Linked DNA regions of Homo sapiens: regions 2, 3 and 4 are each linked to region 1. Evidence: chromatin loops called from intact Hi-C (ENCODE). Cell type or tissue: B cell. All regions are shown on one strand. Region 1 has its middle 36 kb from the start of VPREB1. Region 2 has its middle 87 kb from the start of VPREB1. Region 3 has its middle 67 kb from the start of IGLL5. Region 4 has its middle 49 kb from the start of IGLL5.

Evidence for each region. A loop is a pair of places that touch in the nucleus more often than their neighbours do. Peaks named below come from ENCODE experiments on the same cell type or tissue, not always from the same donor. Only the 100,000 strongest peaks of a DNase experiment are listed, where the experiment ranks them.
Region 2: a loop joins it to region 1, with 4 times the contacts of the local background. A loop is called at or near these places in 15 of 110 quality-filtered maps.
Region 3: it touches region 1 in a loop (7-fold over the local background); 4 of 110 quality-filtered maps call a loop at or near these places.
Region 4: it touches region 1 in a loop (4-fold over the local background); 2 of 110 quality-filtered maps call a loop at or near these places.

Annotation. Positions count from the first base shown.
Region 1 is chr22:22,204,919-22,212,918 of GRCh38, reverse strand. It overlaps IGL. Among named protein-coding and RNA genes, the nearest start is that of VPREB1, 36 kb to the left of the region's middle. In B cell, CTCF peaks have their summits at 4,776, 4,977 and 6,402; DNase peaks (open chromatin) are centred at 2,381, 4,848, 6,508 and 6,908; H3K4me3 peaks cover 368 bases; H3K27ac peaks cover 587 bases.
Region 2 is chr22:22,153,439-22,161,438 of GRCh38, reverse strand. It overlaps IGL. Among named protein-coding and RNA genes, the nearest start is that of VPREB1, 87 kb to the left of the region's middle. RefSeq lists an enhancer at 4,362-4,521 and a silencer at 5,631-5,773. In B cell, CTCF peaks have their summits at 4,366 and 4,565 (motif pointing left); a DNase peak (open chromatin) is centred at 4,518; H3K4me3 peaks cover 801 bases; H3K27ac peaks cover 4,948 bases.
Region 3 is chr22:22,951,033-22,959,032 of GRCh38, reverse strand. No RefSeq gene overlaps it. Among named protein-coding and RNA genes, the nearest start is that of IGLL5, 67 kb to the right of the region's middle. RefSeq lists an enhancer at 4,172-4,321. In B cell, CTCF peaks have their summits at 2,718, 2,917 (motif pointing right) and 4,125; DNase peaks (open chromatin) are centred at 2,942, 4,142, 5,022, 6,002 and 1 weaker place; H3K4me3 peaks cover 375 bases; H3K27ac peaks cover 1,600 bases.
Region 4 is chr22:22,932,912-22,940,911 of GRCh38, reverse strand. No RefSeq gene overlaps it. Among named protein-coding and RNA genes, the nearest start is that of IGLL5, 49 kb to the right of the region's middle. RefSeq lists an enhancer at 5,075-5,454 and a silencer at 6,625-6,714. In B cell, CTCF peaks have their summits at 4,763 and 4,962; DNase peaks (open chromatin) are centred at 1,161, 4,470, 5,131, 6,060 and 3 weaker places; H3K4me3 peaks cover 1,743 bases; H3K27ac peaks cover 7,217 bases.

The DNA.
Region 1 (8,000 bases):
TATTTAACAAGCTTTAATTCAACAATGTGTAAGAACATCAGAATAATATAATGCCTTCTTGGTAGATAAACATAGCAACTAAAAAATACAAATTATTTCATATTTTTGAATTAAATTATTGTATTTAAATGTTTTACACTTTTGCTTATTTCTCATATTGCTAGAAAAATATGTTATCCAATATCTTTATGGGCCATAAGCTTTCTATTGTTCCACATTAAAAATAAAATGATTCTAGTGGTTCAACCTTAGGGGTATCTTTTTTTTAGATATAAATGGACATTATTAAGAAATTAAAGAAGTATACTATATTCCCATATTTCTTAATTTGTCTTTGTGTGTGTATATACACATGCATGTATATATATATAAATATATACACACATGCATACACACAAATATATATAATATAATATATGTCTATATATGCACATGTATATGCATATGTGTAGATGTACATATCTAGATATTTAATAAAGGAATGATGGTTAGAATTTCCTGAAAATTCATAGAAAAGGCAATTTTTGTTGTTAAATTATTTAATAATGGGAACGAGAGACACTAAATAAATAGCCCTTGACACAAAGCCGTCTTTTTTTTTTTATTTTACTTTAAGTTTTAGGGTACACGTGCACAACGTGCAGGTTTGTTACATATGTATACATGTGCCATGTTGGTGTGCTGCACCCATTAACTCATCATTTACATTAGGTGTATTTCCTAATGCTATCCCTCCCCACTCCCCCAACCCCACAACAGGCCCCGGTGTGTGATGTTCTCCTTCCTGTGTCCATGTGTTCTCATTGTTCGATTCCCACCTATGAGTGAGAACATGCGGTGTTTGGTTGTTTGTCCTTGCCCATAAAAAATTATGAGTTCATGTCCTTTGTAGGGACATGGATGAAGCTGAAAACCATCATTCTCAGCAAACTATCACAAGGACAAAAAGCCATCGTTCTCACCCTGAGCATGTTGCCCAATTTTTATCTCCCTCTTCCTTTGTGAATTTTTCCATCAGAGATTCTCCTCTTTGATTCCTGTCCCCTGATAGGGCGTGTCACCTCGAGCCACAGATCTTTCAGGAAACACAGGACTCAGGCCGCTGAAACAACGAGGAAAACAAGGTGACACCATGCATAGTGTCCTTCTCTCACCTTCACCTTTTATGGATTATTCCCGGCTAGGACTACAACTCACACATTTCCCCCACTCCTGTGGCTGGGATAGCAGGAGACACAAAGCACCAAGGGTGTGCGCCCACCGGAGTCAGAATCGGATCACTTCCTTCCCATGATGCTCAGGTAGACCTTACTGCCTGGTTCTCCTTCTTCTCCAGGAAGAGCAGCCCTTGGGAGGACTCCGGCATCCTATGAGCAGGGAGCTTGTGGCAAGCAGCTTTGCCTGCAGCTGAGGCAGGGATAGAACAGGCTGCACGGGTCCTGAGGAGGGCAGCGAAGCCCACAGCCTGGGTATGGGAGGAGTCCTCAAAGGAATCACAGTCATGTTTTGAGCCTCCAGACAGACAAGGACTTCTGGATGGCAGGAACCCAGCTGATCAGTCTGGAATGCTCTTTTCTCCTGCTGGGCAGGGCTGAAGACAGTTTCTCTCTGACCAGCTACTGTGGACCCAGAGTGATGACCAGCCTGAGCCATAGAGTTTGTGCCTGTGTAGGGATGCTCAGGCTGAGAATGAGGCAGCAGCAGTATGACCACAGTGCAGGAAGCTGGAGGGGCATGCAAGCCACGTGCTCACACCTGGAGTGGAGGGACATGCAAGCCACGTGCTCACACCTGGAGTGGAGGGACATGCAAGCCACGTGCTCACACCTGGAGTGGAGGGAAAGCCTCCTTGATAGAGCAATATTGAAGGCACGCACTGCATTTATTGTCACATGATTGTGCTGTGAGACACCTTACATATTTATATTTAGTTGTCAGAAAAACCTCATGGTGACTGAGACAGATGTCAAACTCACCTTTACCCTCCCTTGGCCCATGCCATAGGAGACACATCCTGTACCACAGCTTCTGGAGTGGGAACCCTGCTACAGAATATGCTTTAAAGTGGTATCTGCCCATGTTGATGTGAAGACAGCTTTTCCTTTGTTTTCCCGTCACCTTCCGTTGAGGGGTGAGATCAGGCCCCTCCCTGTTAACCAGATCTGGCACTAGTGATCTCTCGGCACTGACAGTTTCTGTGGAAGTGACACTTTATAAACCAAGTCAGAGCTCTGAATTCTCTGGGACTGCCCAGCTTCCTGGAAACCCAGGCCACATGGGAGGCCTCAGGTAGGTCATTCAGCCAAGGCCGGCTTCACTGCAGACTCTCAATGAGGTCACCTTCAGTCGATTCCAACCCCTTCATACCAAATCAGCCCCAATCTGTGAAGCTTTTTTGCTGAGGCTCCATCATAAGGGGAAATGAGTCACCCACAGCAGCCGTGTCTGAATTACTCACCTATGCCTACAAGCAAAAAAAGTGCATGTTTTATTCCACTCTTGAGGCTGGATAATTCTTGTTTCCTTATCTGTTTGTTTTTGCATAATAACAGATGTAGCTCTTGCAGGAAACTCATAATATAAAAGAGAATGAACACTGCAATCTGAGTTTTCTTCCTTTCATGTTCTGCAGCCTTTCAGGTTGTGATTCCAAATATAAAAGCCAGTAAGTTGGCCTGAACCCTGGAGGCGGAACTTGCAGTGAGCCGAGATCGCGCCACTGCACTCCAACCTGGGCGACAGGGCGAGACTCCGTCTCAAAAGAAATAAATAAATAAAAATTTTTAAAAAGCCAGTAAGTTTTTGCATATTCTTACAGAATTATTAACTGAACTATTAATAGCACTGACATCATGACAATCTTTTTCCTAAGGGCTTTTTATGTTTAGTTATTTATTCTTCATCTACTCTAGAGAGTCAGGTGGCAGCAGGAAGGAGGTTTCTCTGCTCCACTAAGACTGTCCCCAAGCTGGGAAGGCTGAACTGCTCCTCATCACCTTCCTAACACTCCTCCTCCCATTATCATGTGATATTCTTACTCTTTGTTCATTTTCTCCTCCAGTTGGAAACTCAAAAAGGTAAATCTGTTTTCTAGTTTTGCTGTTTCTCTTTTTGTGTGTGCTCATGTTTAAGATCCAAACATACACAAGAAATTTGAAGGGAATCGGCAATGATAGGCACTTGTACCAACAGCTTTAAATACCACGAATGGTAGTGACTTTGTCTTGAACATGACAACCCTCTTATCTTTGAACCAAAACCTTCACTTTTTAGATGAATTTTGGGGTCGTCACTTCCTTTCCTATACCTGGTTTTCATGAGATCATAAGAATGTGTGTGATTGTTTCTTGATTTCTTATCCAAAACAAAAATTTAATTCTACAATTTTGTGAGATAAAAATTTCATTTAGAAAAGTATATATTATATATTTCTTCACCCAACATATTCGCTCAAACAGAAATGCACTGGTGAAAATACTGTGATTTTTTTTTTTTTTTTTTTTTTTTTGAGACAGTCTCGCTCTTTCGCCCAGGCCGGACTGCAATGGTGCTATCTAGGCTCACTGCAAGCTCCGCCTCCTGGGTTCACACCATTCTCCTGCCTCAGCCTCCTGAGTAGCTGGGATTGCAGGCGCCTGCCACCGCACCCAGCTAATTTTTTGTATTTTTAGTAGAGATGGGATTTCACTGTGTTAGCCAAGATGGTCTCGATCTCCTGACCTCCTGATCCGCCCACCTCCCAAAGTGCTGGTATTACAGGCGTGAGCCACCACGCCCGGCCATGATATTTCTTTATTAATTTCTGGGGAAATGGTCGGTCTTTTTTGAGGGATGCCCTTTTTCATCCTTGTAAGACCATGCTGATGCATGCTGCCCATGGGAAGCCAAAGGGTCAATGAATCCCCTGGCATTGTGTCCAGTCACTCCATTTCCTTCTCCCGTAGCTTTTCAGGGAAGCAGCCCTGAGAACTCAGAGGATCTTTCTCTGATTGAAGCATCTGACCTCTGGTTGATATCTCTAAACATGCTGTTTTTTCAAAAATCATGTTCACTGTCTTCCAATGACTGTGCAAATGTCTCAACCCACATCCTCCCAGATGCTCAAGATAATCCTTCATTGATATAAAATGGACTCTAATTGCTAATATTCTGAGAAAGTTTTGCTTCTATGTTCATTAATGAGATTGTCTTGTATTATTCAAATCTGTTTCTGTTTCTGTTGAGTTTAGTTTTACTCTTTCGCTGGAACATCAAAATAAGTATGTGTGTTTGTGTGTGTGTGTGTGTGTGTGTGTGTGTGTTTATAATTTTATACAAAGGTCCAGACTGTATAAATGGCAGTTAGCACTCTCTAACCCAGCCCTCTACAAGGAGGTTTAGAAATAATGGATAGAACGAGATAACAAGCTCCTCATGCCCAGACGATAGGACTGAAAGGCAGTGGTAATGTGCACCCAGAAACCTTGACCTCATCCCTAAAAGAACTCCTGATCTAAAGACTGAGGATTTTGAAGTGGACTGAGATTCTGGCCATGCTGGAGAAGCTCCAGGGTTCTTCTTGCTGAGTCTAAGTTGTTAGGATGGGAACTTCCCCAATTCCAAGTGTTTCTCATTCTGTGCCCAGGAAACATTGTAGTTCAAGTTCCTTTGAGCAAATTTGTTCCTGCTGTGTGATTTGTCTCTGCTTGAAGGGCAGGCTTGGACAAGGACTCCATGAGGGCGGAGGATAAAATAGGAAGCATTGGAGTGTGAGTCTAGTGCTCAGTGGCTCCTGAGGTGCAGGAAGTGGCTCCTGCTCGGTGGTGCAGGTGCAGGAAGTCATACTTCAGTGAGGACACTGCTTGCTCAAGTGTATGAGAACCAGTATTTTCCTATGTGGCCTGGCCCAGAGCCCTTCCCTCTCAGGAACAGTCCAACAGCACCCCCTGCTGGCTCCGATCCCAAGTCGGGTGGCCCCTCAGACACAGACCCAGCTCTTCTGGAAGGACATCCTGACCATTGCAAATGGATCTTTCAACTCATGACCTAAGGGAGTAGAATGAGTGGGTCCTCTCTGCAGTGTTTACAGCTGAGACATTATTTCTTTCACGTTAGTTATGGTCTGCAAAGAGCTAATCACAGAATGTGTTTCAGGATGCACAGTGATGATTTACCAGATATCAGCATCACCAGGCGTGTGAGTGTGTTTCTCCCAGGGGCCTGTGGTCATCACCAGTCTGTGGTCATCTTGAACCCAATCTAAGGCTTAATGTTCTGCTGAGCCTCCAGGTGGTTCATACCTGGGGATAATTCTACATGGGCTTCTTTTAGAGGTTGACTTATTTTGTTATTGTCGTTATTGTCGTGAGGGTCGCCTGTGAGATTCCTTCAGCTCCTACTGCACAAGCCTTGGCATTATAGCCCATAAGAATGATGCTGTCAGAAAAAAAGTGTCTCTTGCTCTGTTTCGCCTCTGACTTCTTTTGCTATTTAATATTATCCTGGTAATACCTCTTTTCTTTTGACCATGTTATATATTTAAGGTATTTTAGTCTAATTTTATAATTTTCGTCAATATGTGGATGGATATAAAAAGACAATTCTCAAAAGTGGAACCCCTCCTTTCTTTTTGGATGTTCTCCCCATACTACTGGCCTGAGGAACCCTCACGTCCCATTTCCCCACCATCACTGGGCCCTGATTCATTTTATTCGTTAAGAAGATCCCTGGATTTAATGGGGATTGGATTCACAAAGCCTAGGTCTCAGAGAACTTCTATTCATCCAACATCTTTCCAACCAAAGAACCAGAGACAAGCACTAGAAATGTGGAGTCAACCTGGAGGCTTGAGGCCTTCATGGCTCTGAGAGCTGGGTCCTTACTGCGGAGGGGCTGCCCTGCACCTGGGAACAGAGCAGCTCTTCCAGAGGCAATCTCAAAAGAAAGAGAAACCTAACTTCTCTGTGGGTTCAGAGCCCAAAGGGTGATCAGCAAAGCCAGGGCCAGATGTAGGGACATGTGAAGCCCATGAGGGCCATACCTGCCAAACTTCTGCTGCTCTTCTCATCCCAGCAGACAACAACGAGGGCTATCTTTGTTACTGTGGACATAGTGATTATGTTTTCATTGGGAGACCAGTAAGAAAAGGTGTCTTTTCATTGAATCCGTAAAGATAAACAGAAAATACCATTAAGCCCTCTGGTTTTAGGAGCACGTGTGATAGCATCAGCAAAAACCTGAGCTGGTCTTGGTAGTATTCACTCAAGCAGGCAGAAAAAGGGCAAAGATGGATCTGACAGAAGAGTTGGAAGGCCAATTTCTATCTAATTTTCTCATATGACAGTGACTGTTGGTGGTGACTGAGGCTGCTGTGCTGCCCCTGAATAAATGTCACCATCATCCTCATGCACTGACTGGAACCCAGAGAAAGTCAGGGAGGCTGAACTGCCGACTGGAAGAAGGGACCTGACCTGTGATTGCCCAGCATTAAACTTTTCCACCAGCAGGTGTCCAGAGCATTTCCTGGCTGAACCTGATAGCAGGATCCCTTACCCTCCATGCCACTGGTGGTTCCTGTGACTTCATCGAGATTCAACCTGAGGGTGGCTGGATCACCACAGGCTAAGCCCTGACTTCTAGCTGGAGACATAGAGAATCCTGGAAACTGAAGATGTCCAGAATAATGTGTACCCAGAGAGAAGAGAGGGGTGTGTGTGTGCGTGTGTGTGTGTGTGTGTGTGTGTGTGTGTGTGTGAAAGAGAGAGAGAGAGAGAGAGAACATGTGTCTTCCAGGACCCATTCCTGCCTAGGCAGAGCCTAAAGTGAGTGGCAGCCTGCCTCACGGCCAAAATGTGATCTTGAAATAGCAATTATTAAAAATGCTCAGGCAGCATCCTTTCAATAAGTACCTAAGCCTAAACTGGGGAGTACTGCATTGACACATTCATAGGCTGATCAGTGAAGGGAGAAACCACCTAAATGAGGATATTAACGTGGCATTTCTATGTCTTTCCTCATTGAATTAAACGCAAGTACAGGTTCTATGATCACTGAGCTGAGAATCTTTTCAAAGGAGAATATTCTTTCCAGTAGATTTAATATTATCACAAAATTAAAACAAACCAATTTCATTATTCTCACATTCTAAGACTCTGGTATATTTAAACGTTAAATTAAGAGCATGTTTTGAAAACCTCTCAATAGGGGCAGGAACACCTATATTTAAGACTCCTCTACCTTTACTTTAAAGAAACACATCACTTTCCATTTGGAGGGGAATGTCAGAATTCTATCAGCCACATAGATCTTTTTATAAAGTATGATTTTACATTTTATTTATTCATTCAATCAACTGGGAATTGCTGTATTGTACAAATACAATGTTGTACAAAAATCACAGAATGTTACAAAATAAAAAGTACAAACTGCATTACTTAATAAATGTGACTACAATTAGGCAAAGTGGCAATATGATAGATTTTAGGTGGGAAACATTAACACAACAAACCATACAATCTCTGCAGACATTTGTACATTATAAAATAGGATGATCCTATTTTGCCTTTTAAAAGAATTTAAAAGGAGTATTAAGACGGTATCTTCTGCTATGAAATAACTGCCGAGGTTGGCTCCAGGCATTTATGCCATTAGCTTTTAAAACTCTTAGGGGACTCCAACATGCTATATTGCAGTAGGTTTAGCTTGTCACAGAGTCTTATACCATGTTAAGATTACCTTAAAACAAAATCACAAACATAAATAAAAACAATTGAGATCACCCAACATTCTGCTCTAACATCAATCTAGTGCAGATTAGTCACTCTGCCATCAGCAAGCATCAGACTTTCATTCAAGTAAGACCTGGTACAATCCGTTAAAGAAGAAGAAAAAAAAAAACTTCCCACAATCCTTTGTTAAGTATTTCTCTCTAAAAGATTGACCATTTCTAAACAAATAATGGTTCCAAAACAACAAATCTATTTGTATCAAAATGTAATGGGCCAATCATTTGGTAACAAGAA
Region 2 (8,000 bases), 51 kb after region 1:
AGGACATGAACTCATCCTTTTTTATGGCTGCATAGTATTCCATGGTGTATATGTGCCACGTTTTCTTAATCCAGTCTATCATTGTTGGACATTTGGGTTGGTTCCAAGTCTTTGCTATTGTGAATAGTGCCACAATAAACATACGTGTGCATGTGTCTTTATAGCAGCATGATTTATAGTCCTTTGGGTATATACCCAGTAATGGAATGGCTGGGTCAAATGGTATTTCTAGTTCTAGCTCCCTGAAGAATCGCCACACTGACTTCCACAATGGTTGAACTAGTTTACAGTCCCACCAACAGTGTAAAAGTGTTCCTATTTCTCCACATCCTCTCCAGCACCTGTTGTTTCCTGACTTTTTAGTGATTGCCATTCTAACTGGTGTGAGATGGTATCTCATTGTGGTTTTGATTTGCATTTCTCTGATGGCCAGTGATGGTGAGCATTTTTTCGTATGTTTTTTGGCTGCATAAATGCCTTCTTCTGAGAAGTGTCTGTTCATGTCCTTCGCCCACTTTTTGATGGGGTTTTTTGTTTTTTTCTTGTAAATTTGTTTGAGTTCATTGTAGATTCTGGATATTAGCCCCTTTGTCAGATGAGTAGGTTGTGAAAATTTTCTCCCATTTTGTAGGTTGCCTGTTCACTCTGATGGTAGTTTCTTTTGCTGTGCAGAAGCTCTTTAGTTTAATCAGATCCCATTTGTCAATTTTGGCTTTTGTTGCCATTGCTTTTGGTGTTTTAGACGTGAAGTCCTTGCCCATGCCTATGTCCTGAATGGTAATGCCTAGGTTTTCTTCTTAGGGTTTTTATGGTTTTAGGTCTAACATTTAAGTCTTTAATCCATCTTGAATTGATTTTTGTATAAGGTGTAAGGAAGGGATCCAGTTTCAGCTTTCTACATATGGCTAGCCAGTTTTCCCAGCACCATTTATTAAATAGGGAATCCTTTCCCCATTGCTTGTTTTTCTCAGGTTTGTCAAAGATCAGATAGTTGTAGATATGCGGCGTTATTTCTGAGGGCTCTGTTCTGTTCCATTGATCTATATCTCTGTTTTGGTACCAGTACCATACTGTTTTGGTTACTGTAGCCTTGTAGTATAGTTTGAAGTCAGGTAGTGTGATGCCTCCAGCTTTGTTCTTTTGGCTTAGGATTGACTTGGCGATGCGGGCTCTTTTTTGGTTCCATATGAACTTTAAAATAGTTTTTTCCAATTCTGTGAAGAAAGTCATTGGTAGCTTGATGGGGATGGCATTGAATCTATAAATTACCTTGGGCAGTATGGCCATTTTCATGATATTGATTCTTCCTACCCATGAGCATGGAATATTTGGGCTTCCTCTGTGAAAACACAACACATAATTCTTCCCATTTTATAAGGAGTCCGCAGGAGAAGGTTGTCTCATATACAAACTGTGCATGAAATAAAGTACATTTGCTGAGAACAAGGACAGTTCAGCCATGCACCCACTTCCCCACAAACTCATGAAGCCATGTTTCTCTCCCTACTTGATTCTTCAGGAGATCACACATAGAGAGCAGGGTGAGCATTTGGGAGGATCCTTTAACCTGACTGAGTGCTTCACTGAATGCTCTAGTAACTGAGGAGAGAAACGGGTTGGAAGGAGAAGCTATTTGAGGGGATGGAAAAGAGAAACAGTGGCCTCAGGCATCTTTTGTAGTAAGGGGTAAGAGAGGCTGAAGAACGAAGAGGGAATGTGAGTGACAACTTTCAAGAAAAGATGAAAAATACCCATGGCTTTTCTTCTAGAAATATTTTGGTGATTGTCTAAGGAGGTCACAGAGAAGAAGGAAGTGGAATGAAAGGGAGAGAAACAGGAGAACTGAGAAGGGAAGTTGTGAGTTTGAGATGGGGAAGCAGAGAGGGTGAGGAGGGTCCATGCTTGGGAAAAGACTGGAGAAGAAGCCAGTGCAGAAATTGGGCAGGAGCCAGCAGGGATGTTGGATCAAGAGGAGGTTTGAGTTGTGTTTGCATTCATTTCTATTTCTTAAAAAAAAAAAAATAGAACCTCTCCCAACTTCCCATCTGCCCTCTGTGATCAGCTCCCTGCCTGGAATTGGGGATTTCTCTTTGATCATAATCCTTTAGCTCCCTCTCAGATAAATTTCTATTTGGTTTCTGTCTGAAAGTGGCTTCCCTTATTTCCCACCATTCTTATGAATATGGTAATATTAAAACATGTATGTGGATCTTTGGAAGAAGGGGCCTTCTAGAAACGCAGAATTTCAGTCCACAGTCCAGACCCACTGATCAGAATCCACATTATCCAGGATCCCACATGATCCATGTGCACATTCAAGTCTGAGCAGCTCTGGGCTGATCCAGGGAGGAAGGCGCTGGTGGGTTTGGTGATAGGTGGTTCCTCATGCCCCAGTCTGTTCTGCGTCCTGCCCACATGTCCAGCAAACTCACACTGTTGTACATGATGCTCTGGGCATGCTGCATTTGTGACTTCCCAAACAATATGTAGGTGTCTCCCCCTGCACTCTCAAATCCACAGAGATGACCAGGAGTGTTTTGTTAATAACAAGGTGATCTTCCCACCTTCACATCTTGATACTAGTGAACAAGTGGAATTATGTAAAAGCTACAATTTTCCATTAGATCTCATAATGTTAATATTATTATTCAGTTCTCATATATTTAGGGATTTTTAAGACACAAGGATTTCTTATCTTAACCTTAAATTACAAGCATATTTATAAAGTTAGAAATATGAGCACAGATATAATCATATTCATGGAAAAACTGGTTGCCAAAATGAAAGAAGTACAATCAATTTCAGAAGTATTGTGTAATTTATTGTCTGGTGTATTGGTTTCCTAGAACTGCTGTCAGAATGTATTAAACACAAGTTTGGTTAAGATAACACAAATGTATTGTCTCACAGTTCTGGAGGCTAGCCTCCCAAAATTCATAGAAAGGGCAATGTTTCCATATATACCTGAGGGGAGATCCTTCCTTCCCTCTTTCTGGCTGCTGGTGGTTTGCCAGCAATCTTTAGTGCTCCTTATCTTGCAGCTGTGTAAATTCAATCTCTGCCTTCGTCGTCACACGGCATTCTCTCTGTGTCTTCCAATCTCCTTACTACCATCATCTTATAAGGACACCAGGCACATTGGATCAAGAGGCCACCTCGCTCTAGGATGGCTTCATCCTAAGAATTACATAAGCAATAACACTATTTTAAAAATAAGGTCACATTTAGAAGTACTGGGGGTTAGACCTTCAAAATATTTTCCTAGGTGGATACTTTCTTATATAACATTAGAGAAGAGAATCCCTCTTAACACTTTTATAATTTTTAATGCTTAAAAAGCTATGAAATACACACTATTAACATAGAACATGAAATAAACTTTATTAATATAATTTCCTCTCTTAGCTTTTAATAGGCAAAACAACAACAAAATCTTTTGAGATCCATCTTTCTGGATGAAGTGTGTTTGACCTTAGTCTTTAGAGTTGATCTCACTATTACTGTTCTGTTTGGAATATAAACATAAATTCTTCTTTTTGGGAATCTGCATCTCCCAAATGATTCACAAATATTTTCCACTTTAAAATTCAAACAGATACAGGAATCAATTTACACCCCTCCACCCACCTTTCTCTCTACGGATAGTTAAAATTTAGGTGTCCTTGAGAGCTCAGGTGTCTGGCCACGTGATCCTGATATCCTACGTTCATGTTTGTACCCCGGATCAGCCAAAAGCTCGTTCATGTCCTGCTTCCCCATCTGGGTCTCTCACTGTGCTAAGGACCACTGTGGTGTAGCCCACAGTATACTCAGCCTCATCCTCAGGCTGGGCCCCTTGAGGGGTCAGGGCAGCTTTCCCCCAGGAGGGAGCCAGAGAATCAAGTGGGCATCCAGGGGTGTTTGTTATCTGTGTTACACATCAATGTCCTGAGGACTTGACCAGGCTTCTGCTGAATTCAGTGCTGTGGTGCTGAAGCCACACATGAGAATAAGTCTCTCTCTTTAGGACACAGTCAGTGAGGGCTCCTGAGTCACCACAGCCTGAGAACTGAACCAAGAAACTAAAACAGATACATGTTATGTGTGAGGAATCACAGCAGACAGATCCCTCCAAAGTCCTGTCTTTGAAATCTACATGAACCTGGGCAGTGAGGAGGGAGAGAGGGGAGGATAGACATCCAAGCTATGGTGTGGACTTTCCAAGGATCCCCAGAACCCCCGGCTACTTCTGGACCCTGGGACAGTTCCTCTAACTCCTCGTCACCTCCCCGGGTAGATGTGTGTTTGGTTAGGACATTATGCAAACATGGGGCCTCTACCAAAACCACCGGCTCCCTAAGTTCTGAGTGCTCAGCCAGGCAGCAGCCGCTCTGTCAGGGAGGATGGGCTGCTGGGAACTCTGAGTTTGCCCTTTGGGAGAAAGCACCTGCTCTAAACCCCAATTCGGGCCAGTGAGTATGGACCCAGGAGCCATAAATGAGAGCCCCGGGAGTTCATTTCCGGCCTTGCTCACCTCTGAGAAGATCCACAGCTCCCTCTGCTGGGCTTAGATGGCTATTGTTTGTACTTTCTTCCCTACTTAACGGTAAATAATTCCTCTAATGCCTGAACTTTAATTTCACTGTTACCTGTTCCAGAGTCCCTCCAGACTGTTCTTTTTAATTTATTGCATTTTTCTGTTTTCTAATTTTAATTTGGTTTGTTTCTATGACTTATTTTTCTTTTCGGGATTTGCTTCTTTTCCACTTGTTTCAAGAATGTCCCCTCTGACACAAGTTTACCTACGTAACATACCTGCACATGAACCCCTGAACCTAAAACTTCAAAAAATAATGTCTAAAATTGCTCACTGAAGGAATTGTATAATTACTCCTTAATTAATCTCAGTTACATAACATCAGCACCTAAATTATTTCAGTATTGGTGTCTATCAATTGTCTTTTCTCATTTAAGTTGTGTTCTTCTGGTTCTTCATATGGAAAGTTATTTTACTGTATCCTAGATATTGTGGATATTATAAGACTTTCTACAAGTTTATCAAGACACATGAAATAGTGCTTGTTTTTGTTTTATTGCTTTTTTTTTACTTTGTCATTAAGAGGAAAAATGACACACATTCCCCTTTGTATGCATTTAATTTCACATTTTGCAATCAATCAAATCATATGGGAAATGAGTTACCCTGTAGTCTGCTTTGCATCTGCTGAAATATTCCTGAAGCCTCTTATGTCTCTCATCCTCTATCTTAGCCATTTTCTTTGAAGTTCACCAAATATGCCAAAGTGTTGCTTATAACTTGAGGAAGAAGAAATTCACCTTTGATCTCAAGTGACTGCCATGATTGATAGAAAAAGTGCTTGTGATGATCCCATTGGGGGCCTGAAGAATAAATGATCTGAGTCTACAGTGGTTGAAAACCAGACTCCAAAAACAAGAAATTTGCTTCAGAAGCATAGGACTGAGGCTTGATCCAAGGGTTTGAGTGTAGTTTCCCACTTGTATTTTTGTATTTGTCCCTGTGGTGATATTTCAGATCACCACACCGAGCATGTAACACTGGGCCTCATTCTTGGTCTAGTCCTCATTATAACCAGAGTGGCTTTTTCTTCATGAAGAGAACCAGGGGATTGTGCAGGGGTCCCAGGACCTGACTGCTTGTGCCCACCATTGCCCTGGGGACATTGCCAGATGTTCTGTTGGGCCCAGCTGTCGAGATGCTCTGATGACAGCCCCAATTTTGGAGCCATAGGTGAAGGTGACTGCCCCTCCAGGAGTTGTGGAAAGTGAATGTTCCTGTGTCACCACAACCTGGGAAGTAACTCCTGAACCCAGAGAAAGGAAAGAGATGTCATCAGGACAGGAGAAAAAAATCCCAGAGCATACAGACACCCAGTAGTTTCTAAGTAAATATGTTTATTACTAAAAAAAATCATTGAGCCAACAAAACACATATAAATATCTACCTGCCTCTATTTTGTGAGTTAAAAAAAATAAGATATGATTTCAGTGTTCTTTGTTTCTTTGGACTATAGTTACCATCCAAATTCTCAGCCAGGAACAGCCTAGAAACATCCTAGTTTCTGGGAGTCAGCCTAGAAACATTTGGGAGTCAGCCTAGAAACATCCATATCCTTCATGCACAAAGTCCAAGTCCTCTCCATGCCAAATGTATTTTATGACATAAAGGTATCACGAAGCTGCTTTCTGCTCTTCATTCCAACTCTAACTAACCTAGAGCCACCCACCATCATCTCCCCATGATGGTACCAGCGCCCCCAGCTTGTCTTCCTGTCCCAGATCTTCCCCATTTCATTCTCATTACAGCTGGAGACTCACTGACCAAAGGCCATGTGAGCTTGTCCCTGCCACCTCACAGTCCTTCAGTGACTCTGTGAGCCCTTCTCGGGGGCTCATTCTACTGATCTGCCTCAGCCTGCCTCTCAAGCTCACAGCTTCCCTTCAAGGAGCTCCTCCTGGCCCCTTCCTTGATCCAATGACCTTAGGCTCAGGCTAAAGTCACTTTTCTCACTGACTGTAATGACCAGTGTCTCCTTCTATGGATTCTCACCTCTGATGAGATGTTCCAACACTCCCCCTCCACCTATCTCACTCCTGCTCATTCTGAAAGTCACACATGAGACTCTACTCCTGTGGATTAGGCCTCTTTGGCCAAATCCCCACTCACCCTCACTTCCACACCCACATGGACCATCCCCCTCATGGGTTTTCTGTTCTTTATGTCTTCCCTCTCAGCTCCTGTTCAGTGGCTGATGACAGCATGCAAAGACAGAGCCAAAGAGGCACAGTTGTTACATCTCTGTTTCATGTTTTCAGTTAGGAAAATATAATTCTGTCAGATGAAAATTTACTCATACAACATCTGGGGCCTCTATGTTCTCAGCTTGGACACTCCAAAACCCTCCTTCTCAGAACAGCCCACAGCACCCCCTGCTTGGTCCACAGCCACAATCCCTCCAGGGCCTATGACCCACCTGAGAAACATGGGTAGCAGATTCATGGTTATGCTGAGCACCTTGAACTAACCTGGTTAGGGGCCCTGAAATATCGGGCCACACAGAAATAGAAGACACCCTTTTGTCTTCTCCAGGAGGGACATTATAGGTGCCTTGGGATTACTTGGGTCTGAAGAAGAAGGTTCTTAAAGTGATAGGAAAGATTTCACAATAAAGAGAAGTTACTTAAACACAACAGCTCACTTGACTCATTGGAAAGAGAGTTAAGGCTTGAGGCAAGAGGTACTTACACCTAAATGTGCACCCAAACCACTGGCTCTTTAGAAGTTGATAATAGCCCATGAAATAGACAGAGAAGTCCAAGTGGCAAGAGGACATTCCCCACTAGAGTCTACCTCACCCTTCATCCATAACTTTCTCAAACACCTCAGAATTCCCAATGTGGTGCACTTTTGCGGTCACTTTTCCTGAAGGCTGCCCACCTTACACATGTATCTGGGCCTGAGTGGTGGCCAGTGAGAGGCTATTTTTGAGGGTGAAGCATCGATTTGTGGTCTAGACTTCATGTACTTGCTGCTCTCACCCCTCACAGCCTGCTCCAGCCTCCAGACCTTTGCATCTGCTGTTCCCTCTGCCTGGGATGCCCCCACCCCTCCCACCCCAGCTCGGCTCACTCCACCACTTCTTTACATAGGTTTTATTTCCATTTCTTTGTTTTCAAGTGGAAAGTCACAAAATTTATTACACTTATTATCTATTTATATTTTCCCTGTATAAATGTCTATTTCTTTCATTTGTTTTAGTTTGTTGTGGTGGTGGTTGTTGCCAATTTGCAAATGTTTTCTATGAATCCTAGATGATGCCTTTTCACAGGGTAACTATAACTTCCTGGTCTGTTGCCTCTGATAAATGTTCCACTAAATTTCTTCCTTTAGTGTTTATTAATATTTATTAGTCTAACATTTTTGTGTAATTTTTTTTTGAGAAGGAGTCTCGCTCTGTCACCCAGGCTGGAGTTCAGCGGTG
Region 3 (8,000 bases), 750 kb before region 1:
TATCCTGGGGACATCACAACATAGTCCTCTCCCAGTTTTGCTGGCCAGCAGTGAAAAGACCGAGAGGCTGCTTTCGGGTCTTGTTTTTACAACTAGACCTTCGAAAGACATAAAGCATCTGTGTCCCTGCTTTGTAAGGTTCCAATCACCCCAGATCTTTTTCTTCATCCCCATGAGCAGTGGGGGGTCACGTTAACAATTTGGATCCAGTTATTCTCAGCAGCTAATGTCCTTCCAGCAGAGAGGGCGGACGCTGGGACTGTCCCATCATCGATGTTCCTCCAGCTCAGCCATCTTCTGGCTGCTGGACCAGATTGTCTGACTTTATTACCCAAGGGCTGAAAGGCTTATTGTCCCTGTGGCCACTTGGAAGCTTATGATCTTTGACTCCTGAGCTGTATTCTGTCATCCATTTAGCATAATATAGCGATCAGTCCAAGGACTCCAGTTCCTTATTTTACTTGTGAAGGATCATTTAGAAAAAAAATTCAACCTCCTTAGCAGTAGTTTGTCCTGGAATGTTGGTTTTATTAATAATTACTGTGGGTTACACCTCCCCTGCCTTCTCACCTTCTTTGAGGTTTCCCACATGAAAACCCCTGACACTGACTGAGGGATGGTCAGATTTTTAAAAATGTGACATTGGGGTTTTGAGGACCAGCATTCACGTCCATCCTGTATGAGGCCATCCTTGAAGTCAGAAGTTTTCCACTCTGAACCATCATTAGAGGAGTCATCGCTATGGTGACATGATGGTTTTCTCTCTTTCCATGAACTTGGAGATGGGGAATTATTTGAAAAGATAGAGAGCTGAGTGTCCAACCTCACTCTGGTCATATGACGTCTCTAGGGGAGCAAAGGCTAAAGGAAATTGGTTTCCTCCTTGCTGTGCAATGCACTAGCTTTTGGACACATGGCTGTCCTGTCACTTTTTACTGGAGCTAGGCCCGAGGCATTTGCAGGAGTGTAATTTATTTGGCCCCAAGCTGTGACACGTTCTGGGTCCACCGGAAATTCTTGATTTCTTTTATACTCTGCTGGGCGGGCTTCTCTAGGGTACTTATTCTAGGAATAAATCTCACGAATCTTTGTGGGCTTTGAAGTCCACATTGCTCCTTGGAGAGGAGAGAGCATCTGCATCCATTCTTTGCTCACCCACCACCCCCGAAGTGGCCATTCCAAAGAAAGCTGCCTGTGTTCTCACTGGCTGATATCTATCCCCATTTTAACCTGATTTAGATGGGGCTGACCAGCATTTATGGTTTGGTCACAACGCTTGCCTTCTGCAGTTCCCTGTGGCAGCTGACTGTTTGCATTCTGCAAGATGAATGCCTGAAGGCTTCATTTGACTTCATTTGATTGAAGGTCTATCATAGTAGCAGTTCGGAGATGACCTTCATTTCCATGCCATCTTTTGATGCTGAGATATTGTGTCAACCAGGGTAGACTCAGGAGGCAAACCACACCAGTAATTTGAACAGGGATTTTTTCAGAGTTGTTAAACTATAAAGAGTGGTGAGCTCATGAAAAGGATAAAGCAGGACTGTACAACGTTCATGAGTAGCAGATTCAGAAAGCAGCTACCGACTCACGCGGAGTGAGTGAAGGAACTAAGAGCTTGAGAATGGGACCCCAGGCAAGGCTGAGATTCAGACTTTTCCAGGAGAGCATGGTTTTGCTGTGAGCTGTAGCCTGCCAGAGGCCAAGACGCTTGCCAGAGAGTGTGAGCAGAAGCTGGTCCATGGAAGGGCCTATCATTGCCCAGGGGTATGTGGGTGGGCTGGTGCAGGTCTGGAGGATCAGCCCCAGGGTGGAAAGGTGATTGCCTGAGGATGCAGTAGGAGCTTGTCTGTAGAAGCAGCAGCCAGGGACTTTATATTTGCACAGATAATCTTTTCACACATTGCCCTTTTAGGGATATGGAAAGTAGAGTCCTGGGCTAAACAGATGCCTTCTTTAACAGTTCACTATGGAAGCTGGATGTGGTGGCTCATGCCTGTAATCCCAGCACTTTGGGAGGCCAAGGTGGGAGGATTCCTTGAGGCCAGGAGTTCGAGACCAGCTTAGGCAAATAATGAGATTCCCCATCTCTACAAAAAATACAAAAATTAGCTAAGTGTGGTGGTGTGTGCATGTAGTCCCGGCTACTCAGGAGGCTGAGGCAGGAGGATCACTTGAGCCCAGGAGTCTGAGATTGCAGGGAGCTATGGATGCACTGCTGCTCTCTAGCCTGGGTGATACAGGGAGACCCTGTCTCAAGAAAAGGAATACACTATGGAAAAGGAGGTGAACGTTCGGTGGTCAGCAGCCTGTTGCTGCCATAGGGGGTTTTAGTGGCCAAAGGCTAAGTGTAATGGCTTTGCTATTGCAGGGGCCACCCTCACTTCCCCGCCTATCCTACCATAGGCTGAGATATTTAGGCCACTGAGATTCTGCACACAAGTCTTACACACAGAATCAGAAGGAAATTGACCAAAGAAAGGCCCTGAGATGGTTGTCCAAATTCCAGGAGGAAGCGCTCATGGTGAACCAGTGCTCTGGTCACACTAGCTGAGTAACTCTTGTTCTAGGAGTGCTGTGGTGACTGCTTTGGGTTGAGGGACGCTTCTGATAATTCTCAACCAGGGGTAAGGCAAGGGGTCTGCAGGCAGGCAGTGGGAATGACTGCTGTACGAGGTCACTGCTTATTCCAACACCAGGAGCCATGCCACTCTACCCCAGCTGCCACAGGAAGGGAGACCTGCAGGCTGCCCATGTAGGAACTCCCCAGGCATTGAGTTTTTGCTGGAGTTGATGGGTCCCAGGGTTGGTTGAGGAAGAGGACAGGAACCTTTCGTGGGGGTGCTGGTGGGAGAAGAGGGGTGTTTCTTGTTTTCCCATACTCTAGGCCCTTCTCTACATGGTCTGGGATTTGCTTGACTTTGCCACCAGATGTCGCTGTCTACTTGTACAGAAGCACGGGGAGGCGACTACAGCCTGCCCAGAACTGAGAATTAAGAAACAGGGTTGCAAAAAGCCCAGTGGTGTCCCGCAACTGGCTTGCACCAGCTCAGGAGAGCTGATGATTTAAGAGCATCTCTTCCCAACTCTGTGTTCAGTGGGGCACCTTGGTAGCTTGAAATCAGCCATGGTGGGATTATTTATACCATGGAAATGGGCAAATGCTACAAATTAGGACTCCCACCGCCCTTGCTACTCTGTTAGTTGTTAAACTTTTCCCAGCACACCAGTGGGCACAGTGACCATTTAATGACAAGGATTGGGAAACTAAGGCTCAGGCAGTTTATTGAATTAGTCACATAACTGGAAAAGAACTCTGTGTGTGAAGCGCTGTGTTAGAGAAAACAAGAGTGAACAAGTCCTTTTCGTCTGCCCAGTCACAGGAGGGAGACTCAATATCTAACTGCAGTGGAGGACTGCCCTGGTGTCTGGCCCACGCATGCTGCCTGCCTGGGTTAGTTGAGAGCTGTAAAGGAGGGTTGTAGTAAGAGCTGCGTGGTGCAAATGGAAAAGTCTGCTGATATCAAGTGTGGTAAAGAGTTAGAGAAACAGAACCCACACATTGCTAGTAGGGTGTAAATTCATCAGCCACATTAGAGGGCAGTAAAACTGAAAATGTGCATTCCTCCTGATCCAGCAGTCCTGCCTCTGGGTATTATCTGGAAGATCTTATTTGCTAATTCCTGCATTACTTGTGGTAGCAAAAAGCTGGAAACAGCCTAAATGCTGTTTAGTCGATATATATATATATATATAAATGTATCACTATATATGTGGTGGTACATATCTATAAAGAGCCTAAATGTGTAATATATAGATGTGCCACACTATCTATTTATAGTGTGTAGAAAGTATATATAGTATATATGTATATATAGTATATATATGTAGCGATACATATACATATATACACACACATATATATATGGCCTAAAAGCCTAATATATAAATGTACACTATATATATATATATATATATATATATATATATATATATATATATATATATGGCTTCTGTGCGGAATAAAAAGAAAGGACAGCAGGGAAACAGGAAAGCACCTTCTCGCCGCGGTGGCCTCGCAGCTTCCCCCAGGTGCTCTCTTTTGGCAAAGCCTAACATTGCAGCGGCGGGCAAAGGAGGGCGCTGTTTACCAGCCGGCTTCCTAGAGCTTGCGAGAAAGGGGCAATTTGCAGCTAGAACATTCCGCTGATAACTGGCAGAGTTCACCCGCTTTCCTACTTAGCTTCCGTATTTATCTTTCTACACACATTTGAACTTCTGAGGAACCAAAAAACAACTCTGTTTCCGTCTAATAAGAAGCAGTTATCCTTTATATGAACGAAATTCTCACCCTCTCCTCCAAGCGAGATGCAGGCTCCCAAGAGCCACTGCATCCACAGCTAACTATATTAGTTTATCTTCATCTTTAGTCACAATTTCACTGAATACTCTGCTAACAACTCATAATAAGAAAAGATAAATGGTTAATAACTCCAAATACATACATATACCACACATGACAAGCAAAGTAAAAAAATGTGCTTTTTTACTTGGTCATGAATAGAATTACCAGATAAAATATAGGATGTCCAAACAGTGAATGCATTTTTAAGCATAAATATGTCCCCAATATTGCATAGGACATACAAATAGTACTTTTAGTAATACTATTTGTTGTTTATCTGAAGTTACTATCTCACTGGACGTCTGTATTTTCGTTTACTAAACCTGGTAAACCCTAGTTATGAGCCACAGATGCTATCTGTGACTTCTTTTGTCCACTACCCATTTGATATTTCCCTGTTCCACAGCTAGAACCTCAGCTGGTTACAGATCTTTATCTGGTGGGAAGATCTAAACCTTCATTCTTGAAGGGTCTGAGTAGGCAGAAGTACTAAGATGATGAGTACTCGGGGTTCTAGGTGAAGTCCTTCTTGCCCCCACTATGTGACACAGCAGCCCAATTTCCCCTCGTTAGCACCAATCAGTCCTTCCAGTAAAGTTGCCCCCGTTTCTGACTGTTAGTTCCAACTCAATGGAGCCATTGTGGTGTCCCCTGGGAGAGGCATTATATTCTTGGGAACTAAGATCTTCAAAGCAGCAGAGCTCAAATGTTCGGATAGCAAGCAAACCTTATTTGAGCGTATTAGGAGGATTATTTGTGGAAGAAGCCACTCTCACTTCTATCCATCTATTCTCAGACCCATGTACTGTGGCTCCTGGGGAGACTGTGTGTATTAACCATGCTCTTTTATTTTCTGTTTTCTGATGATCTGACATCTGGGGCCTTGCTGACCCTGGGGCACTGCCCCTTGCAGGGTTAGCTAATTCTTAGAGATGGCAAACAGTGAGCCTTTCTTGTGCAAACCAACCAATCCAGAACCCATACCCTGAAGCACTTTTTTTTTTTTTTTTTTGAGACAGAGTCTCGCTCTGTCACCCAGGCTAGAGTGCAGTGGCACGACCTTGGCTCACTGCAAGCTCTGCCTCCTGGGTTCATGCCATTCTCCTGTCTCAGCCTCCTGAGTAGCTGGGACTACAGGCACCCGCCATCATGCCCAGCTAATTTTTTGTATTTTTAGTAGAGACAGGGTTTCACCATGTTAGTCAGGGTGGTCTCGATCTCCTGACCTTGTGATCCACCCGCCTTGGCCTCCCAAAGTGCTGGGATTACAGGTGTGAGCCACCGCGCCCGGCCCTGAAGCACTTTCTTTCCTGGGCTCTCACAGGCTGGGCTGCTATCCACCTGCCCTCATCACTCCAAGACCAGGTACCAGACAAGTAGGTATCTAGTTGTTCCTGTGCTCCAGAGCCCACCAAAATTATTCAAACTAGCCAATCCTAAACCTGCTTACCTTGCCTCCCCTGTTCCTTCCCAGTGGAAACCACAATAGAGGTTCTTGCCTGTTTTCTCCCCCTCCCCTCTGCCTCCTGACCAATGCTGCTGCTTCTCTGTGTGGCCCTGTGTGGCGTGGTTTGTTCCCTTTTCTTGAGATCTGTGAGTATAACAAATCTTTTCTTTATACCAGTCATTTCCTTGTCTGCATGTCTTACCATACCTGATTTAAAAATATCCCAGGCACCGTTAAAACACTGTCACTTGATGGTCTTGAGTCAAAGCATAGACTGTACCCTTAAGATAGGACCTCCATATTTCAGGGTGCCATCTCTCAAGTCGTGCCACAACTGAGTCTTCAGTAAGTCACTCCACTTTTAGTCTGGCCGTGCCTGGGCATGGGTATGTAGTAAGAGCAGTTAATTCCATGCTGCATTTCCTTTGCAGTGGAATCAGTTCCCTGATTAGACACAGCACTGTGGGGAATGACACGATGGTGGCCAGGGATCTCAGGAGTCCAGGGTTGGTGATGCTGGAAGAAGCATTACAAGCAGGGATGGCAAATCCATATCCAGAATTTGTGCCCCTTCCATGGTAGAAGAGATCAATGGAATTAATCTGCCAGCAGGAGGCTGGCTGGCCCCCGACATTAATGATATATAAGGGTCTTGGTGTTGGTCTCTGCCCTTGACAGATTGGCCACTTTTGTCAGTGGTAGCCAGGTCAACCTTAGGAAGAGGGAGATTTTCTGCCTTAGGCCATTTAGTGTTATTATAACAAAATAACCAAGGCTGGGTAATTTATAAATAAAAGCCATTTATTTGGCTTATGATTCTGGTGGCTGGAAGGTCCAAGGTTGGGCAGCTACATCTGGTCAGGACCTCAGGCTTTTTCAGCTGATGGCAGAAGATGGAAGGGGAGCAGGCAAAGTGACCATATGGAGGGAGAGGAAGCAAGAGAGAGAAACTAAGGAAGCCAGACTCTCTTATTTAACAACTTGCTCTCGAGGGAAGTAAGCCATTCCTGTGAGACCAATAACTCACTCCCAGGAAAGGCATTAATCTATTCACAATGGATCTGCTCCCATGACCCAAATATCTCCCATGAAGTCCCACCTCCCAACGTTGCCACAACGGGGACTAAATTTCAACATGCATTTTGGAGGGGAAAAACCACATCCAAGCCATAGCAGCCATGCTCATGAGGTAATGCACAGCCTCTACGTGTGCCACCATGACTGTCCCCTCTGTCCACAAGCCCACTGGGCAAATACTGGGATGGCTGGGGAATGAGGTTGACTGACATCTATGGAATGTGTCATTTTGTCCACCTGATTATCGAGGCCTCTTCTGCAGAGAGTGTTCATGTGCCATGTGGTCAGCATTCATATGCAATGCTGGTGTCTGCTCATAGTGTCCATAATGAGGGGCCCATCCCTATGCCTCTTCCCACCCTTCCTTGTCATTAATTTTCAAATCTGATCATTGATCCTTCTGAGTCCCTGACCAACCAGCCAAACCTCTAGCAACTCCTCATGAGTCACCATCATCTGTGTTATTTGCCATCTCTCAATCCAGACCAAGTTGCCAGCGAAATACCCCCATCAGTCTCCAGCCCCTGGGCAAGCCAACCTTCCCTGTGTCATTCAGGGCAGCTCGAGTGGTGCAGTAGTGCTGCAGCTGGTCACCTTCAGGGATCAGCAGCACATTGTGCATACCCAGCTGTAATCAAGCTCATGTGTTTTCTTCCTCAGTCAGTTGGTCCTGAGGAACAGCCCAGGAAGCCTTAGGCTGGATGGAGTCTGAGGAGCAGGTGTTGAGGGATCTGAGCCACCTGCTCATGACACTTGCTTGTCCCTTCTGGGCCTGACTGAGCCTGGGCTCTTATAGGCAGTTTCCTCTGGTGATTGATTGCTGCTTTGGCTGCATGGGTCAGGGCACCCAGGTCATGGTGGGAAGCTCAGGCTGGGTGCTTGCCTGGTGTCCTATGGGTAGGCATTTAGTTTCCACCAAGGCCCAGTGGTGAGCGGAAGCTGTTTCTCAGAGGAAGCAGAGTCACCTGCAGAAGAGGGTGCAGACTTGCTCCCACGTCCTAGAGGTCTGCACGGTGATTCTTCTGCTGCTTGCCAGATGCTCCGTGTGGCACCCCCAGTCTCTCCACAGAT
Region 4 (8,000 bases), 730 kb before region 1:
TCTTTGTCAGTCTGTCTATTCCTCCTCCTCCTCCTCCTTCTTCTTCTTCCCTTCGTCTTCTTCTTCCTCCTCCTCTTCTTCTTCTTCTTCCTTCTTTCCTCCTCCTCCTCCTTCTTCTTCTCCTTCTCCATCATCATCATCTATCTGCTATGTGAAATGCAAGGCTGAGTCTGGAATTCCAGATACAACCAGTACAGATCTCCAGGCTGCACTGGAAACTTTCTCTTTATACTCTTTTCTTCTTTAATTAGGAAAGAATTCACTATGTTTGAAAAACAAAGTGAAATGATGTGTTGTACAATGACAGGCCCTGGACAAACTGTCACACTGGACTCCAATTGGGTGTTTCTGATGCCCTGCTCCTGGGCAAAACTGCCCATGTGTCAGTGGCAGCAGAGTGGACAGCTGAGTGATGGGACCTCCACACAGTGGGCTTCTAGTCAGCAGTGAAATGAGTAATTCATCAACATCAATATCAAAGAGACAGTGTTGAGAAAGAAGCAAACCATGAAAAATACACATGGTCTTCTTCAATCCGTATGAAGTTCAAAAGCAGGACAAGCTGAAAAACCGTTTGTTGAAGGGCACACACAGGAGGTCAAACTTTAAGGAAAAGGAAAGAGATGATGAATTCCGTGGTTCCTGAGGTCTAGGCAGTATTCCTAGCCCAGGAGGCTAATAGATGTGAAACTCACATCATGTGGAATTCACCATTTTAAAGTGTACAATTGAGTGGCATTTAGTACATTCACGATGTTGTGCAATCATCACTCCTATTATTACTCTGTAAACTTTACAAATTCATCGTATTTATTTATTTAATGGTTGTTACAGTTTGCAACTAAAATAGAAGGAAATACATCAAAATATTAGCAGTGGCTCTTCTGGGTGAAGTACAAGGGGCAAATTGTTTTCTCCTGTTTGTTTTTCTGTACACGTTGTTTACTGTGTCACATTGTTTACTGTGAATAGTTACTATTTGAAACTAAAGATCAAGGGCGATAAACTGTATTTTAAGAGGAAGTCAGAAAACAAACAAGGTGGCCCTCTCGTATGCTGTGCTGACACCTGTGTCCCTGTAGCCTCAACTACGCCTGTTGCCCCCACCTGCGCCTGAAGTTTGAGGTCGCTGGTGGCACCTCTGTGCCAGGGGGCCCTGGAACCTCTCCTAGGATGGTCCCAGAGAAAGGAGAGAGATCTGCTTCCTGGAATCTCAGCTCTAGATGCTTTGGTCAACTCCATGTCATCTGTGTTTGATAAGCTTGATTTCCATTTGTTTTGGCCCCTCTTTTAGTGTGCTTTTTGTTAGCAGAAACTCACGAACTAGAGAACTGCAGGTCCCCCAGGGGAGTGGGTTGAGATGTTTTTGACATCAGCCACCTCTTTCTCCCACAGTTTTGTTATTAAAACCCCATTTTAACAACCTTGAAAGACAGGTTTTAAAAGAAAGTTGCAATTTTCTTACAATTCTACTGCTTAATTAAAAGAGTAGGCCCTGTGGTTCCCTTTCCCCATCCTGGTGGTGTTCTCCCTGCCCCTGTGGTGGTGTTCTCCCTGCCCCTGCCTCTCACCAGTGTATGCTGTTCCCAGGTGGCAGTAATCCTATCTCAGGTCTGGCATTCCAAGGCAGGCTCCTGCTCCTGGGTGGGGAGGGGCCTCCATGCTGGGTTGAATGTCTGTGCTTTGCTGTCCCCTGACCCACAGAGTGCCCTTGGACAGGACATAGGTCTCAGTTTCCTAAGTGAGAGTCCCGGATTAGATGGACTGTGGTTAACCCTTTATGTGTCATGGCCTCTTTCTGTATAAAGCCACAGATCTTTCCCTGCAATGAGCATTTATACAGACACTTTTCAGGGTTTTGTGAACCCGTGAGCTGGACATCCTAGAGCTCTCCTTCAATCCCATGGCCTCTAGGGTACCCTGCTCTGGAAAGGCAAGACTGGGCCTCTTTTTTGGGACCCCGGAGGGCAGACCTTGGGTTTCGTCGTGGCACCCCTGCTGGGTGATGTGCCCAGGGCTTTCCACGATGATCCCACTGAATCCTCACATAGCCCTGAGGGGAAGCTGCCACCATCATCACCTCCACATCACAGAGGAGTACACAGGCAGGACAGTCACACTCGGACAAGTGGTGGAGCCAGGACACAAACCCAGGTCTGTCTGGACTCTAAGCTTAGGCTCTTACCATGAACTGTGATCCAACCATCGGGAGAGTCAGCCCAATGACCTTCAAGTTCCCTCCAATGCTAAGGTCACACCTGAGAAGCTTGCTAGGGTTTCTAAAGCATCTTCGTGCACATATGTCCTTCCAGGGTTCTTCCCAGCAGTTTGTGAGATGGGCAGGGCAGATGAAGGGAAAAGGCTTCAAGACATTAAGGAAAGGGCCCAAGATCACACCCGAGTCAGGATCAGAGCAGGAATTGGAATCTAATCTCTACACAGAGTTGCCAGATACCAATCTGTGCTTCTCATGGTTAGAATTTACCTACTTATCCAACTATTCACCCATCCAACTACCCACCCACACATGTACCCACCAGTCCACGCATTCATCTATCCAGCCATCCACTCACCCACCCAACTATCCACTCATCCATTCACCTACCAATCCACCCACTCATCCACCCATCAATCACTCACCCATCTATACATCCATCCACCTACCCCTTTCTCCCTCCCTCCTTCTTTCCCTCCCTCCCTTTCTTTCCTCATTCAGACTGTTTATTGAGAGCCTTGAAGGTCAGGCACTTGGATGGCTGCTGGGGAGATGAAGCTTGAAGATGTGTGAACGGGCTGCTCCTCTTGGAGACATCATCTTTTCCCTCATCAGTGAGGGTTCTGGAAGGGGAATGTGGGTTGGGAGGCAGGCAGGATGGAGAGGTGGCTGTTGAGTTCCTGCCCTTTGGGTTTTGGGTCACAGTACTAGACTCATAGAATTGGGTTAAAAACTTGTATTTTTTTTTCTAAGGAGAAGCTGGAAAGTGAACAAGTAAGATAGGGCGTCTGGCTCCTTGCTGTGTATAGAACAGATACCCAGCAATGACCATAGGTGCAGAGTTTATTTATGTAGAGACTTTTTGAATATAAGAAAAGAAATGACAAATATATATGAGTTACTATATAATGAATATAAGTATAATTAAAATAAACCAACTATAGGTAGTGCAGGGTGAGTTTCCAATAATAAATTCTAAACCAACTTCCATCATTCATGGAACCAGATATTCTATTCAGGAATTAATATGCATTCTCCCATACATTTCCTATTATACACATGGGAGGTAGCTACTCATATTAAATCAATATCAAATAGATGGGAACATGAGGAGAGAGATTAGCTACCAAGGTAAATTGTCATCTCTCAGTGGCAGAGAAATTTGTCAACCGAGGTCTTCCTAGAAATATGCTCTGACCTACCATACAATTCTTCCTGCCTGAGGAACTGGTAAAAACTCTCCAAGTCCATCCTGGCTTCCTTCTTTCCTTCCCAACTTCTGCTCATCCTGACCTGACCTTGTCCCAAGCTGCTCTATGGCTTTTATTGCTCTTTGCAGAAATCGCTTAAACTTTTTGTTTGCAGTTGCTCCCTCCTCTGTGTTTAACTGTATTTTAAGGGGGGGTTCATTTTCCAATCCTCTTTGCTAAATGTCGGCTGCTAGGTACTCATCCCCCCTGGAATGCCCTCTCTTTCCATTTTTATGACTCAGCAACTTTCCCTGGGCTTCCTGCCTCTGAGCTGGCTGGAGCTGTGAGACAATTTCGGGCTTTGGGCAGCACCTAAGACATACAGGATGCGAATCCATGTTAGGATCGTAGTGACCTCTTCCATATAATCCCCCATTGTACTACTCCTCAAGAGAGAACACTCTGTCTTCTCATCAGTGTAATCTCAAACCCTGCACCCTGACTGTTGTGGGTGTAGCAGACACACAAGAAATATTTGCTGAATGTTAAGTGAATTGGAATAAACATGTTGATTTAAGTGACAAAACCTTCTATTTTTCATAATAATAAATGTATAATGATTGTCAAAAAATGAAAAAAGTTAGATGTACAAAATGAAAACCAATATTACCTACAGTTTACCCCCGCAACCGGTAGCCCCGGGGAATAGATGTGGATACGGATGTGCATCTAGGTATGGATAAAAATGCAGGGATTCATGCACACACAGGTCACGTCTTATCTGGTGGCCTCTTTGGGATAATATGTTCAAGGCTTTTCAGATGCCATTCGCATCATCGAATACAGCATTTTTATAGGATCTTACATCTTAAATTGGCTTAATGTTTTGTTCTCCGATTATAAAATCTGAAAACAGGAAAAATTAAATAAGAATACAAAGCAAGTCTCTGATCCTGCACTGCCCAAGAGGCCCTGTTAGCGCGTTGGTATGGCGCCTTCCAGATCTTTTTCTGCATGAAATCATGGGCTTATCACAAAGATGGGAACTTCTTTCCTCACTTCTTCTTGCCCTGTTGTGAACATCTGTCTATGGCCCTTCTCCAAGGCCATCTGGGGATGTGGATGTGAGGCTGGCATCTGCTCTCGGGCTCTTTTCTGTCACGTTTTGCTGTTAGCTCCCTGGCTAACATCCACATGCACTGGCTCTCTGGCATCTCCATGATAAATTCTTATGAGCAGGATTTCTGGGTCAAAAGAGAGTGCATTCCCAGGCTGTGGAGACAGGGGACACGTTCAGGAGGGCCTAAAAGGCTGAACCGTGTCTCAGCCTTGAGGCCTCTCAGAATCGCCAGCTTGGGAAGTTAGGAGGCCTGTGGTTGCTCATCACTCCCTCACCAACTCGTTCTGCCCAGGGAAGGTCCTGGGGTGGGGGCTTCAGAGCCCTGTCCTGGCCACCCCCCTCCCTGGGGTCCTGCTGACAATCAGGGCCACTGCTGGCTGGTTCTGAGATGCCTTCTGGTGGACCCTGGGACCCAGGATGGAGCTCAGGGTGTGGGGAGGCAGCCAGGGGGCAGCATCAGGCCCAGGGGCTGGACTAGGAGGGGGTGGGGTGGGGCGCAGGCTCTACTGCCCCCACCTGTGAGCTGCACAAACATCCAGCAGCAGCCCTGAAACTGCCCCATGCTCCTCCTGGGCCACACCTGGGCCTGTTTGTCACTCATCCCATGCCCGGGTGGCCATGAGCTCAGTTTCTCTTCCTCTTATTTTTCTCCTTTTGTCACTCTGAGTTCTGGTTTCAGCCAACTTGGGGTTAAATTTAGCCTGGGGATTTCCAGGGGTGGCCAGCTGCAGGCAGGGCCACCAGAGCTGGGAAAGCGCATCCCCCAACCCCATCCCTTGGCCTGGCCCCCACCCTACTCCCATCTCAGGCCTCCCTGGCCAACCCCTTCACCCAGGAATCTGCTGGTTTCCTGAATGGCTGGCACTCGGGGTCCCTGACCCAGTTCCTCCTTGACCAGAGGGAAGGCTGGGCCCAGGAAGGCAAAGGCATTTGCCCAGGTTCACACAGTGTCACCCGCAGGCCCAGGCAAGAGCAATGACTGAGGGTAGGTGAGGGTCCCCATAGGCCAGGCACAGCTTAGGCATCATCTCAATCCGCAAACCTACCTTGTGGGGAGGGACTCTTATCACCCCCTTGGGCAGATGAGGAAACTGAGGGCTACAGAAGAGAAGCAGATTGCTCAAGGTCAAGGGTTGATGAGGGCTGAGCATGGTGGGGGGACCCCTTCTCTGTCTGACACTGAGGTCTGGGCTCCCAGGGCAGATGCCCCTTTGGGAAGAACAGTGCTCTGGGCTCCCACAGGCCTTTGCAGCCACCCTCCTTCCTTGCATCTCCCAAGGCACAGGGAAGGAATGGCCATCAGGGCCTGTAGCCCTAACTCTCATCCATGCTGCTTTCAGGCCTCTTTTCTGCACCCCTGAAATGGGGCTGGAGCTGTGGAATGGTGGAGGAAGTGAACAATCTGGTCTCTGGCAGAGGGCAGTGGTCCACACAGCCACCCTCCATACAGGTCTTCTCCATGCAGGCTCCTCCACACGGGTCCCACCACACAGCGCCCTCCACACGGGCCCCTCCACACAGGTCCCCTCCACACAGGCCCCCTCCACACAGGCACCCTCCAACAGATCCCCTCCACATGGGCCCCTCTACCTGGCACCCTACCGACAGGCCCCTCCATGCGGGCCCCTTCACACATGATCCCTCCACGCGGGCCCCTCCACGCAGGCCCCTCCACATGGGCCCCTCCACACATGATTTCTCCACACAGGCCCCTCCACATGGGCCCCTCCACACATGATCCCTCCACACGGGCCCCTCCACACATGATCCCTCCACACGGGCCCCTCCACACATGGGCCCCTCCACACGTGGGCCCCTCCACATGCCACCCTCCATACAGGTCCCCTCCACATGGGCCCCTCTACATGGGCCCCTCCACACAGGGGCGCCTATGTGAGCTCGGGCAGATCCCTTTCTCTCCTGGTCTGTTTCTCCATTTGTCAGATGGGAGGCCCTGGGCTGGAAGTCAGGACACCACAGAGCTGGCTCTGGCTTTTTGGGATCTAACTGCTCTGGGCCTCAGTTTTCCTACCTGTGAAATGGGACCATGATTCTGGCTGTGGCCTCACAGAATCCCTGAGTGGCTCAGGTGGATAACATGTGTCCACGTGTTTTATAAATGGTACGGGACGATAAGGCCACTCAATAGCGTCTCAACACAGGATGCAGCTACCTGTAGAGTTGCAGATGTGGTCAGACCTGAGGTTTAGGGCCTCTACTCTCGGCCTTGCTCTCTCTGGGCCCTGCCCCTGCCCCTCTGCAGAGCTCTGGGGCTTGGGGCACTCTGGTCCACTGGCCTGGACCAGCATGAATGTTCATGGCCTTGGTCCACCGTCCAACCCAGAGAACTGTGCACCCTGCAGGGCCCTGCCTTGGGCCTGGCTCCCAGCATCCTCTGCTCATTCCCTCTCCTCCACCGGGTGGTCACTACCTGTGTCCTATGCAGGGCCCAGACCTCTTTTCTCCCTTGTTCCCTGCCCCCCTGGAAGCCTGGTCCATCTTGGAGCCCATCCATGTGGCACAGACTCCAAGGACTTCCTGGGTATTAAGTAGGGTGGCAGGCCAGGTGACGTGGGGGACAGAGTATGGGGCCTTTGAGGTGAGCTTTCAGGGTGCTTCCATGAGGGCCCTTGTGCACTACTGTGGCCCTGTGGGAAGAAGGGATGCTGTGGTCACTCCTATACCTTTGCTCACACTCACCCCTAACACACCCGTCCTCTCTCTGCCCTTCAGTCCTTGATCCAGCTCCTAGGCCTGTTTGAGGTTGCTGCTGCCACCAGGCTACCTTTGATGACCACATGGAATCCCCAGTATCTCCTGCCCCTTGTCTTCTTCAAGCAAGGGGGTCTCATCTGCAATCTGAGCTCTGGGCTGGGCGGGGACAAGTACCCCCCCTTGCTTGCTTTACTTCAGGAACTGGCCTGGGTGGCTGGCATCCTGTGCATGTTGAGGGGACGGTGGTGGGGGATGCCAGTGGATGAGCTGATTGAAGATGGTGCTGGGTCTAGGGCCACCCTGTTCAGCCTCGTGGGTGGGCCTGTGGGGAGGAAGGCAGAGGTGGGGGCACTCATCCCTGGCCTGCCCACCCTACAGTTCGCATCTTATGTGTCAGGTGACATGTGCAATGGCTACGTGTGGCGGGCCTGGCTCCTGGCTTTCCTGGGCCAAGGGAGCTCCAGGCTGGTGTCCTCTAAGAATGAGCTGGTGAAGTCCCACAGGTGGATGGGATTTGCCGTCTGCAGGGGTGAACCCAGGCCCTGAGGCTGGGTACTTGGTCTCCTCCCATACTCTCATCAGAACCTGGAGCCCTGGAATATCCTGGGAACGTTTCCTCCACATGGAGAAAGACAGGGAGGTCTGTAACGGGGGCAGTGGGTAGGATCTGGTCATCGGACAGGGGGCATTAAGCCTCACCACAGTGGCCTGTTCCTCACACCTGTCAACCTCTCTTTGACCTCAGCATCTAGACCCAGCA